2 separate regions of the Homo sapiens genome follow, and region 2 is linked to region 1. A link is a loop called in an ENCODE intact Hi-C map of the cell type or tissue named here. Cell type or tissue: endothelial cell of umbilical vein. All regions are shown on one strand. Links, peaks and the distances in the headings refer to the core of each region. The heading gives the core; the rest is flanking DNA.

Region 1 (8,889 bases), core at 3,028-5,527:
GAATAGGAGCCCCTTGCCCCTTCCATATAACATAACCAGATCTGAGCAATGGCACCTGCCCCCTCTGCCATGTTCCACTGGTTAGAAGCCCATCACAAGCCCTGCACACGCTCAAGGGAGGGGGTGATACAGGGGTGTGGCTCCTTGGGGGAGGTCACTTTCAGGTGTATCTAAGGGTGACCCATGCTAAGAAATGGAACTCTGTCTACCATCCCCAAAGCCCATCTCCACTTACAGATAAGACTAATGCTGAGTTGGAGCTGTTCACGAGAGCCGATTGTTGAACTTTCAGGATTTCGGTTAATTGGCTGTTAAACACAGTCATTATTAAAAATTAAATTACATTAAGCTGGCCACAGTGGCTCACACTTGTAATCTCAGCACTTTGGGAGGCTGAGGCGGGTGGATCACTTGAGCTCAGGAGTTTGCGAGCAGCCTGGGTGACATGGCAAAACCTCATTTCTACAAAAATACAAAAATTAGCCAGGCATAGTGGTGCATGCCTGTACTCTCAGCTACTAGGGAGGCTGAGGCAGGAGAACTGCTTGAACCCAGGAGGTGGAGGTTGCAATAAGCCGAGATCATGCCACTGCACTCCAGCCTGGGCAACAGAGAGAGATTTCATCTCAAAAAAAAAAAAAAAAAAATTACCCTACATTAAACTTGCAGTGAAATAAATTCTATTGAAAGGGTCTCAACACTTATCATGTTCTAATTATTTTACTGTAATCTATGCTTTTAAGGTTACTCTACTCCATCTGTATACTGGAAATTATCTTCCCAACTCCAAGTTCAGATACTCCGCATTGGTTCAGATACTCCACTTTGCAGCTTGCAACAACTATTGCAGAGATATTTACACTGTGAAAATCTGAAAATGCTACAATTCAGGGCTTGGAGGCAAAATCTGGCTCTTGCTTGAGCTAAAAAATTTTTTTTTACATTGTTAAAGGGTGGTTAAAACAAAACAAAGCAAAACAAAAGAGACTGTGCCAAAGACTGTACGTGTCTGGAAAAGTGGAAAATACTTACCATCTGACTCTGCAGAATCCATTTGCCAAACCCTAGACATAAGTAATACAGAAAATTAACAATGTGGTTAAACTTCAAATTCTGTGATGTCTGCAGCCATTATATTGTGAATAGCACAAAATGTTGAGGAACTATTCACCCAGTAATAGAAAACCATGCTCCAATACAGCAAAGAAGTTGCTGACATCATTGAGGAACAAATAAAGTTCGGATCTATATGTGTTTTGCTTCATTTCTTACTTGTTAATATAAGTGAAAATATCAACACTCCTGTCAAACATTACATTTATTTTACTTTTTTTTTTTTTTGAGACAGGGTCTCACTGTTGCCCAGGATGAAGCACAGTGGTGTGATCATGGCTCACCACAGCCTCCAACTCCTGGGCTCAAGCAATCCTTCAGCCTCAGCATCCCAAATAGCTGAGACCACAGGTGCATGCTACCATGCTTTGCCAATTGTTTTATTTTTTGTAGAGACAGGATCTTGCTATGTTGCCCAGGCTGGTCTCAAACTCCTGGGCTTGGCCGGGTGTGATGGCTCATGCCTGTAATCCCAGCACTTTGGGAGGCTGAGGCGGGAGGATCACCTGAGGTCGGGAGTTTGAGACCAGCCTGACCAACATGGAGAAACCCCTTCTCTACTAAAAATACAAAATTACCTGGGCGTGGTGGCGCATGCCTGTAATCCCAGCCACTTGGGAGGCTGAGGCAGGAGAATTGCTTGAATCCAAGAGGCAGAGGTTGCGGTGTGCCGAGATCACATCTGCACTCCTGCCTGGGCAATAAGAGCGAAACTCCGTTTCAAAACAAACAAACAAACAAAAACAAGAACAACAAAAACTCCTGGGCTCAAGTGACCCTCCTGCCTTGGCTTCCCATACAATCTCAAAGTGCTGGGATTGTAGGCATGAGCCACCCCACCAAACCAAACATTATTTACTGGGAAAATGGTGGGTTGGGTAGCAACTCAACCCTGCATATTACAATTCAGTTTCAAGCACAGGTTGGCTATGGACACGGGAGTTCAGCAATGCTAAAGGAAAGCATTCTCTGAGAATCAACTGACTATGGAATTTACAAACAAAAAGAGCATTGTGTGTTTTATCATTATTTGCAATTGATACGATACACACGCTTCATACCAGTAACATTTATAATAAATGTGTGTGTATATATGCAGTCCTTCCCAAGCCGATTGTTAAACATGTACCATCAGCCTGACCATTAGGATATGTACTTCCTGGCTTTGCTTTATAATGTAACCACGTTTAGATTTTCCGTTGACCTAAATAGAGGTTACCCAGGCACCTCAGAGTCCAGAGCAGTATCTGGCACATAGTAGGTATTTACAATCATGCAATAAGCCAACCATCCACGCCATATATGATAGTGGTCCTCTAAGATTATAATACCGTAAGATTATAATACTATATCTTTACGTTTTTTTTTTTTGAGATGGAGTCTCACTCTGTTGCCCAGGCTGGAGTGCAGTGGCGTGATCTCAGCTCACTGCAAGCTCCGCCTCCTGGGTTCATGCCATTCTCCTGCCTCAGCCTCCCGAGTAGCTGGGACTACAGGCGCCCGCCACCACGCCCGGCTATTTTTTTTGTATTTTTAGTAGAGACGGGGGTTTCACCGTGTTAGCCAGGATGGTCTCGATCTCCTGACCTCGTGATCCGCCAGCCTCGGCCTCCCAAAGTGCTGGGATTACAGGCGTGAGCCACCGCGCCCGGCCTACCTTCTCTTTTCTACGTTTAGATACGTAAATACTTACCATTGTGTTACAATTGCTCATAGTATTCAGCACATTAACATGCTGTTAAAGGTTTGTAGCTTAAGAGCAACAGGCTGTACCATCCAGGTTTGTGGAATTACACACTATGATGTTCACACAAGGATGAAATTGCCTAACAATGTATTTCTCAGAAGGTATCCCCTTTCCCAAGCGATGCATGACTGTATTTAAGATGCGCTGGCAGCGGTGGCTCAGACCTGTAATCCGAGCACTTTGGGAGGCTGAGGTGGGAGGATTGCTTGAGGCCAGGCGTTTGAAACCAGCCTGCGCAATACAGTGAGACTCGTTTCTACAAAAATAAAAAATAAAATAATAAAGGATATTGCTGAGCTGGGTGTGGTGACTCATGCCTGTAATCTCAGCACTTTGGGAGGCTAAGGTGGGAGGATTACTTGAAGCCAGGAGTTCGAAACCAGCCTGGGTAACATGGCAAAACCCTGTCTCCTATAAAGTACATTAATACAAAAATTAGCTGGGCATGGAGGCTCGCGCCTGTAATCCCGGCTACTCGGGAGACTGAAGCAGGAGAATCACTTGACCCCGGAGGCTGAGGCTGCAGTGAGTCATGGCTGTGCCACTGCACTCGAGCCTGGGCAACAGAGTAAGACCCTGTCTCAAGAAAAAAAAAATGTCCCTGGAGTAGATAACTTGAGGAACACTAATTTTACCGAAACAACCGACAATGGCAATGCAATTCTGAGCCTTTGCTATAAAATGGCAGAAAAAGTCAGGAGGAAGTTTGCGTATGTTATTTTTCCCTGCCACTTGCTTTTTAGTCTTTGCAAACCTTTCTCAAATCCTTTTAGAACACGGTATGACATTTCTTTCTGTTTTTAAGCAACAACTATAAGAACTACCACTGACTGAGTGCTTAGGTAACGCCCAATATATTTCACGTAGAATCTCATCAACAGGCCGGGCACCATGGCTCACGCCTGTAATCCTAGCACTTCAGGAGGCTGAGGCGGACGGATGGATTGAGCCCAGGAGTTTGAGACCAGCCTGGGTAACATAGGGAGACCCCTCTTCTCCAAAAAACAACAAACTCTCATAAATCTGTAAGAGGTGACATAGTAAAAACTCTGAAACAACACTCTTTTAATATTTTATCAATTTCCTCCCCATTCGTTTATTTATTTATGCAGCCACTGACCCAGGCATGGTCATCCCTGCTGGGGGCGGACACAGCCCGCGCCCCCAGGTTCGAGGACACCCAATGTTTAGAAAACGGACCCTGCGAATCCCACCGGCCCCACGTGGACTCTCGGAGGCTCCCTCCTCCCTTTGGAGCATTGAAGAACGCGCACAAATCCAGCTTCCACCCGTCACTCGCGCACCCGACATTGGGCAGGCGACCCCACCGCCCCGGAACATCCCGGCGCAGCCGTCGCGAGGAGGCAACCGACCCCGCCGCGCCACCGGAAGGCGCCTCGCGGCGAGTTGTGCGCACGCGCAATGTGCAACGCCGCGCCGCCAGCGGGCGCTGCGGCCAGGCTCGCGTGGTGGGGGAGGGGAGCTGCCGCGCCGGGGCCGGACCACGTGCGCACCACGTGGCGCCCCGGCAGCCCCGGTGCGCAGTAGGGCGGTCCGGCTGGCCACGCTGCGCAGCCAGCAGTCCCCGAGGGTGGCGGGGCCGGTCTCACAGCCGGCGACCCCGCGCCCGCTGACCTCTGACCTCCGACCCCACTCCCCTTAGGGTTACCCCTCGCCGGCAGCCGCGCCGTGTGTTTATAAACAGAGCTCCCGGCGGGCCCCAAAGCCCGGATCGGCGGATTCACGCGAGGGGAACGGAGCCTTCCGCAAGTCTGCGCCGGCCGCGCATGCGCCTTAAGGTTGCGCCACGCTGCTCCTCCTGCGCTTGCGCAGTGGCGGCGCAGGGCGGGCCGCGAGCAGGGCCCGGGGCGGGGCCGGGCTCTGTGGCCGGGCAGGGGAGGGGCGCGGAGAGGCGCCCTCGCCCTTCCCAGCCCTGCTCCTCGCCTTGCGGAGGGTTCACCTGCTGCGTGTCCTTGCGCAGGCCGGCCACTGGCCTCTGAGCCCGGGCTCTCGCCTGCAAAGTGGGGCCTCTGTGGGTGGTCGTGGAGGTGCAGTGGTGACCTGGATGGAGGGCGGCATCGGGCCCCGCAGTGCCCCCTTGGGCAGCTGCACCCAGCAGCTAAGAGGCCCCCTCGAGACACATCAGTCCTAGGGAGGAGCATACCATGCAGTACGATTTAGCCTTAAAATGGGTGGAGTGCAGTTTATGTTGTGTATATCTATATATCTCTAATTTAAAATTTTTACTTTTATTTTTCAGACAGGGTCTTGTTCTGTTGCCCAGGCTGGAGTGCAATGGTGGCATTACAGCTCACTGCAGTCTCCACCTCCCGGACTCAGGCGTTCCTCCTACCTCAGCCTCCCAAATAGCTGAGACCACAGGCAGGCATCACCACACCCAGCTAATTTTTTTTTTCTTTTTTGAGACGCAGTCTTGCTTTGTTGCCCAGGCTGGAGTGCAGTGGTACGATCTCGGCTGACTGCAGCCTCTGCCTCACGGGTTCAAGCGATTCTCCTGCCTCAGCCTCCTGAGGAGCTAGGATTACAGGCGTGCACTAACACGCCCAGCTAATTTTTTTGTATTTTTAGTAGAGACGGGGTTTCACCATGTTGGCCAGGCTAATCTCGAACTTCTGACCTCAGGTGATCTGCCTGCCTCGGCCTCCCAAAGTGCTGGGATTATAGGCGTAAGCCACCGTGCCTGGCTATGTTTTTTTCTATTTTTGGCAGAGATTAGGTCTTGCTATGTTGCCCAGGCTGGTCTTGAACACCTGGGCTTAAGCGATCTTCTCACCTTAGCCTCCCAAAGTTTTGGGATTACAGATGTGAGCCACCTTGCCTGACCTATATTTTTAATTTAAAAATTTTTAATTGTTAATTTTTATGGGTACATAGTAGGTGTATAGATTTATGGGACACATGAGATCTTTGTATTATAATTACATTAGGGTAAATGGGGTTTCCATCACCCCCAGCATTCATCATTTCTGTGTGATGAACATTCCAATTGCACTCTCTTGGTTATTCTAAAATGTACAGCAAATTAGTGCTGACTGTGGTCACCCTGCTGTGCTAGAAAATTCTAGATCTTACTTATGTATCTAACTATATTTTTGTACCCAGCAACCATCCCCTTTTCCTAGTCCCCCCCACTACCCTAATGTTTTGTATATTTTATCACAACTTTATTTTATTATTATTATTTTTTGAGACAGAGTTTCGCTGTGTTGCCCAGGCTGAAGTGCAGTGGCCTGATCTCAGCTCACTGCAACCTCTGCCCCCTGGGTTCAAGCGATTCCCATGTCTCAGCGTCCCAAGGAGCTGGATTACAGGCCACGCGAGGCTAATTTTGGTATTTTTAGTAGAGACAGGGTTTCACCATCTTGGCCAGGCTGGTCTTGAACTCCTGACTTCAGGTGATCCACCTGCTTTGGCCTCCCAAAGTGCTGGGATTACAGGCATGATCACAATTTTAAAAAGGAAGGAGATTCTGACACACACTTCAACATGGATGAACCTTGAGGACATGGTGCTGAGTGAAATAAGCCAGACACAGAAGGACAGACCACGCATGATTCTGCTTATATGGGGTTCCTAGAGCCATCAGATTCATAGGTACAGAAAGTAGAATGGTGCTTACCAGAGGCTGCGGGCTGAGGGAGAGGGGTGTGAGTGTTTGATAGGGACAGAGTTTGAGTTTGGGAAGATGAAAGAGTTCTGGAGATGGGTGGTGGTGATCACACAACAGTGTGGATGTGCTTAATGCCCCTGAACTGCACGCTTGAAAATGGTTAAGCTTGGCCGGGTGCGGTGGCTCACGCCTGTAATCCCAGCACTTTGGGAGGCCAAGGAGGGTGGATCACCTGAGGTCAGGAGTTCGAGACCAGCCTGGGCAACATGATGAAACCTCGTTTCTACTAAAAATACAAAAATTAGCTGGGCGTGGTGGCAGGTGCCTGTAGTCCCAGCTACTCGGGAGGCTGAGGCAGGAGAATGGCGTGAACCCGAGAGGCGGAGGTTGCAGTGAGCCGAGATCGCGCCACTGTACTCCAGCCTGGGCGACAGAGCGAGACTCCATCTCAAAAAAAATTTAAAAAAAAGGTTAAGCTTTTAAATTCTATGCTAAGCCTATTTTACCACTCGCGGTGCAGATCAGATCACATTCTGTCTGTCCCGTGGCCATATCCTCTCTGTGATCCAAGAGGCTCAGCCCTGCTCCCCGATGGGTCTCGCCCCTGCCCGTGTCATCATCTTGAACCCCTCCGGCCCCACCTGGCTGCCTTTCTGACCTCAAACACCCTGCCTCAGGGCTGCTCTGATGTTCTCTGGTGGAAATGCTGCTTCTTATCTTCTCATGAGCATGTCCCCCTGGTGTATTTGTTCGTTTCATAAACGTGCATCCTTCGAGCTGGGGAACTAGCTCAAATGGTAGAGCCCTCGTTTAGCATAAACAGGCATCCTTGCTTGGTAGATGCCAAGCATTATAAAAGGAGCAGGGGAGACGCAAGTGATGAAAATGGGTAAGGACTCCCCTCTCGTGGACCTTATATTCCTGCAGAGGATGTGGTCAGTAAACACAAACAAAACCATCAGGTGGTTGGCGGTAAGCATTGGTGGTTAGGAAAATACCATGATCTGGATCAGGTGATCCTGAAGAACTCTCTGGCGTGGCCCTTTGACCTGAGGCCTCTTTGACAAGGAGATAGCAATGGGGAGATTGGGAGGGATCAAAAGGGACTTTCCAGGGACAGAGAAAAGCAAGTGCAAAAAGCCCTGAGGCCAGGACTATTTTGGTGGAATAGAAAGACCAGACCAGGTAGTGGGAGCACATGAGTAAGGGGTGAGGGGGAGTTTTTTTTTTTTTTTTTTTGAGACCAAGCCTTACTCTGTTGCCCATGCTGGAGTGCAGTGGCGCGATCTCGGCTCACTGCAACCTCCACCTCCAGGGTTCAAGCAATTCTCCTGCCTCAGCCTCCAGAGTAGATGGGACTATAGGCGCGTGCCACCACGCCCCGATAATTTTTTGCATTTCTAGTAGATACAGGGTTTCACCGTGTTGGCCAGGCTGGTCTCGATCTCCTGACCTCGTGATCTGCCTGCCTCGGCTTCCCAAAGTGCTGGGATTACAGGCGTGAGCCACTGCGCCTGGCCAAGGGGGAGTTTTAAGGTAAAGAAGAAGGCAGAGGCTGGCACGCTGGCTCATGCCTGTAATCTCAGCATTTTGGGAGGCTGAGGTAGGAGGATTGCTTGAGCCCAGGGGTTTGAGGCTGCAGTGAGCTAGGACCTCCAGCCTGGGTGACTGCACTCCAGCGTGGGTGATAGAGCAAGACCTTGTCTCAAAAAAAAAAAGTTTGTTTATATCACATCTCGTTTCTTTTTTTCTTCTCTCTTTTTTTGGCGGGCACAGAGTCTCACTCTGTGGCCCAGGCTGGAGTGCAGTGGCATGATCTCAGCTCACTGCAACCGCATTCTGGGTTTAAGCCATCCTCCCGCCTCAGCCTCCCTTGTAGCTGGGACTACAGGTGAACACCACCACGCCCAGCTAATTTGTGTGTGTGTGTGTGTGTGTGTGTGTGTGTGTGTGTTTAGTAGAGATGGGGTTTCACCACGTTGGCCAGGCTGGTCTCGAACTCCTGACCCAGGTGATCCACCCACCTCGGCCTCCCAAAGTGCTGGGATTACAGGCAATGAGCCACCACGCCTGGCCTCACATCTCATTTCTAAAAGTTGCTAAACAGGCCCATAGCAATGGATAGCAAAGAGTGTCAGAATGAAACACAATAACTGGGTGTGAGAATGGAGGTTGGAGACTAAAGGGAAATAAGAATAAAAATAAAGAGGCAACTTTATGATGACCGTGGTCTGGGGGAAGCAGAGGCGCTGTTGCTTGGCAGTGAGGATACTGCCGTGGGGTACAGCCTGGGGACGGGGTAGCCACACCCTCTGGCGGCATCCCCCTTCCCTCAGTGGCACCAATGGTTGATTTTAGAATGAAGACCCTTGGAAAATAGACCTGCACAGAGTTCACA
Region 2 (2,500 bases), core at 1-2,500, 65 kb before region 1:
AATTCCACCCTAACCCTGGAGAGAGACTTTGGATAACTGAAGGTCAAGTTAGAGTTTAACCTAATCAACCTTTCCCAAGGAAGTGGTCTCTTCCCAAGATCCACTCTGATTTACCTTCGGGTGAGCTTCCCCCGACCAGCAGCCCTGGATGAAGGAGGCCGGATCCCGATCCACGGGGGCTTCCAGTTTTCCTAAGGGCGGCTGGGGTCACTGCGGCAACTAGGTCATGTTTACAAAGCATCGGGGACTCATTTTTAGAGACCTCTCTGCCAGCCAGGATAAAAACTGAACCCAAACAAAGCCACACAGCATCAGCACCAAAATCAGCATCTGAAAAAGCCTTTATTTGGTGGAAGACTCGGGCCCTTCAAAGAGCACATTCCAAGCACTCCTGGAGGGCGGGGCGGGTTCCAGGCTGGGAAAAGGAACTGGTCTCATCCTTCCAGTTCACTCCCCACCAGTTACTAGGCGGTACCCCAGCACCAGGGCACTCTCTCCCTCCACATTTACTCAGATTTCAGAAAACAGGTGAAAACAGGCTGAGCGCAGTGGCTCATGGGTGTAATCCCAGCACTTTGGGAGGCTGAGGAGGGTGGATCACTTGGGGCAGGAGTTCGTGACCAGCCTGGCCAACATGGTGAAACCCCATCTCTACTAAAAATACAAAAATTAGCCGGACACGGTGGCGGGCCCTATCATCCCAGCTACTTGGGGGGCTGAGGTAGGAGAATTGCTTGAACCCAGGAGGCGGAGGTTGCAGAGAGCCACGATCGTGCCACTGCACTCCAGCCTGGGCAACGGAGAGAGAGTCCGTCTCAAAAAAAAAAAAAGTGAAATGGAGTACTGGTCGCACACGCATGAATCAGATACGAATGGCACCGGGGAACACGCCAACTGCAAAGACCCAGTGAGGCAGCCTTCTCCAGGAAAACCCGGAAAGGAAGGCGTAAGAGACAATTCACCGACTCCCACACCCACCCTCTCGCTGCTGCAGATACTTGAGTCGCTAAATACATCTTAACACTACCAAGGCGAAATTATCCATTTGGGGAAACTGGGTCATAAAGTAGATTAATAACACGGAAAGCCCGCCCAGGGAGAGGCCTGCTTTCAGCAGCATTGCCGGATGTACTAAACTAGCTTAATTGTTATGTAAATTGCACTCTCCGTCCCATCTGTTTATCCCGGATGGCCCATTCATCACAAGAGTTTTCCCTGAAATAAGCACTGAGCCAGACCTGCTCTTTACCAGCGTCCCCTCCACCAGAACACCACCCCGAACGCCCTGAGCTCCCCGCACCTCTTCCCTCTCCGTTAGTGTTTGGGCAATGTCTGTGTCCACCGCACCAGGGGTGGTAACAAAGAGGGCAACGTAACATCATGGGAAACCCGGAGGGGAGACATCGCTGCTTCTCTAAGACTGGAAGGTGGCCATTACGGACAAAGGCAGGAAGCAACCGTTAGTTTTTAGTCTTTTATTTTAAGAAGAAAATGCAATGGAATTCAATTAGGGCATGAAGTAGGTAAGTTATTTCCTGCACAAGGGTAGAGGGAAGTGGCCCGGAAGTCTAGGGCACAGCCCTCCTTGGAGAAGGAACTCAGAAGTCCCGGGGGGAGGTGAGAGGGAGAAGGCACAGGCCGACCCAGCAGTTCCAGGCTACAGGGGCATTGGGGGTCGGCATCCGGGCGGCCAAGGAAGGTCAGCCCAACTCCGGGGTCAGCGATGACCTGGCTGATACTGACAAAGGAAATCATGCCTCATTCACATAGCTTTCGAACGTTTCACCCTGTACGTGTCTTTCACGAGGATGATGAAGACCTCCTTTACATTTCTGCACTCCGAAAACAATTCAGACAGAACTGTAAATCACATTTTGCTTTTTGGTGACTGTTGGCATTACCTCATCCAGCTGGTGGGGTGGGTGTCAGGATTCTGCCCACATTGAGGAAGGGTGGAGAGGTTCCTTCTTGATAGGAGGGAACCACAGACACCCAGCCATGCTGCTTGGGACTGTCTCCGATGGGCCCCCAACTGTCAGCATCCACAGCCCCACCCCACTCTAGGGCCAGAGGCCTGCATTCCTGGAACTTCCCTGACCACCTCCCCTTGCTGTTTAGCTGGAGGGAAGGAGTGTCACAGATATAAACTCCTAACTTAGGGTGCCAGAGCACTTTACCCACTTAAACAGATCATTCACAGAAAAGGGGTATTTTATTTTAAGTATTTAAGCCCCTAACCAGTTGTGATTCTGATCAGCAGCCGTTGTGAATATGCAAATACAAGGTTTCAGCCAAGTCCCTGCTATAGATCTCTTTAAATGGAAACAGGAGGAAAACGCGCTGAAATGACGTTCGCTGTTACCTTTGTGGAGAGTTCTATGTGGCTTTTCTCCTGCTCGCATTTCTGTATTTTTCAATTTTCTATAAGCATGGATTGCATATATACATATATACACATATATATACATATATACACGTATATACACGTATATACACGTAT

The links. Peaks named below come from ENCODE experiments on the same cell type or tissue, not always from the same donor. Only the 100,000 strongest peaks of a DNase experiment are listed, where the experiment ranks them.
Region 2: it touches region 1 in a loop (4-fold over the local background); 2 of 110 quality-filtered maps call a loop at or near these places.

Annotation. Positions count from the first base shown.
Region 1 is chr7:4,637,604-4,646,492 of GRCh38, reverse strand. No RefSeq gene overlaps it. Among named protein-coding and RNA genes, the nearest start is that of FOXK1, 40 kb to the left of the region's middle. RefSeq lists silencers at 4,184-4,573, 4,674-4,873, 7,409-7,528, 7,539-7,588. In endothelial cell of umbilical vein, for the core only: a CTCF peak has its summit at 4,303; a DNase peak (open chromatin) is centred at 4,602; H3K4me3 peaks cover 1,317 bases; H3K27ac peaks cover 819 bases.
Region 2 is chr7:4,706,020-4,708,519 of GRCh38, reverse strand. The region is part of intron 1 of FOXK1 (forkhead box K1); the gene reads right to left. Among named protein-coding and RNA genes, the nearest start is that of FOXK1, 25 kb to the right of the region's middle. RefSeq lists enhancers at 1-498, 499-1,140, 1,141-1,782, 1,783-2,424. In endothelial cell of umbilical vein, for the core only: no CTCF peak of the experiment used is centred there; DNase peaks (open chromatin) are centred at 969, 1,419 and 1,649; H3K4me3 peaks cover 372 bases; H3K27ac peaks cover 2,500 bases.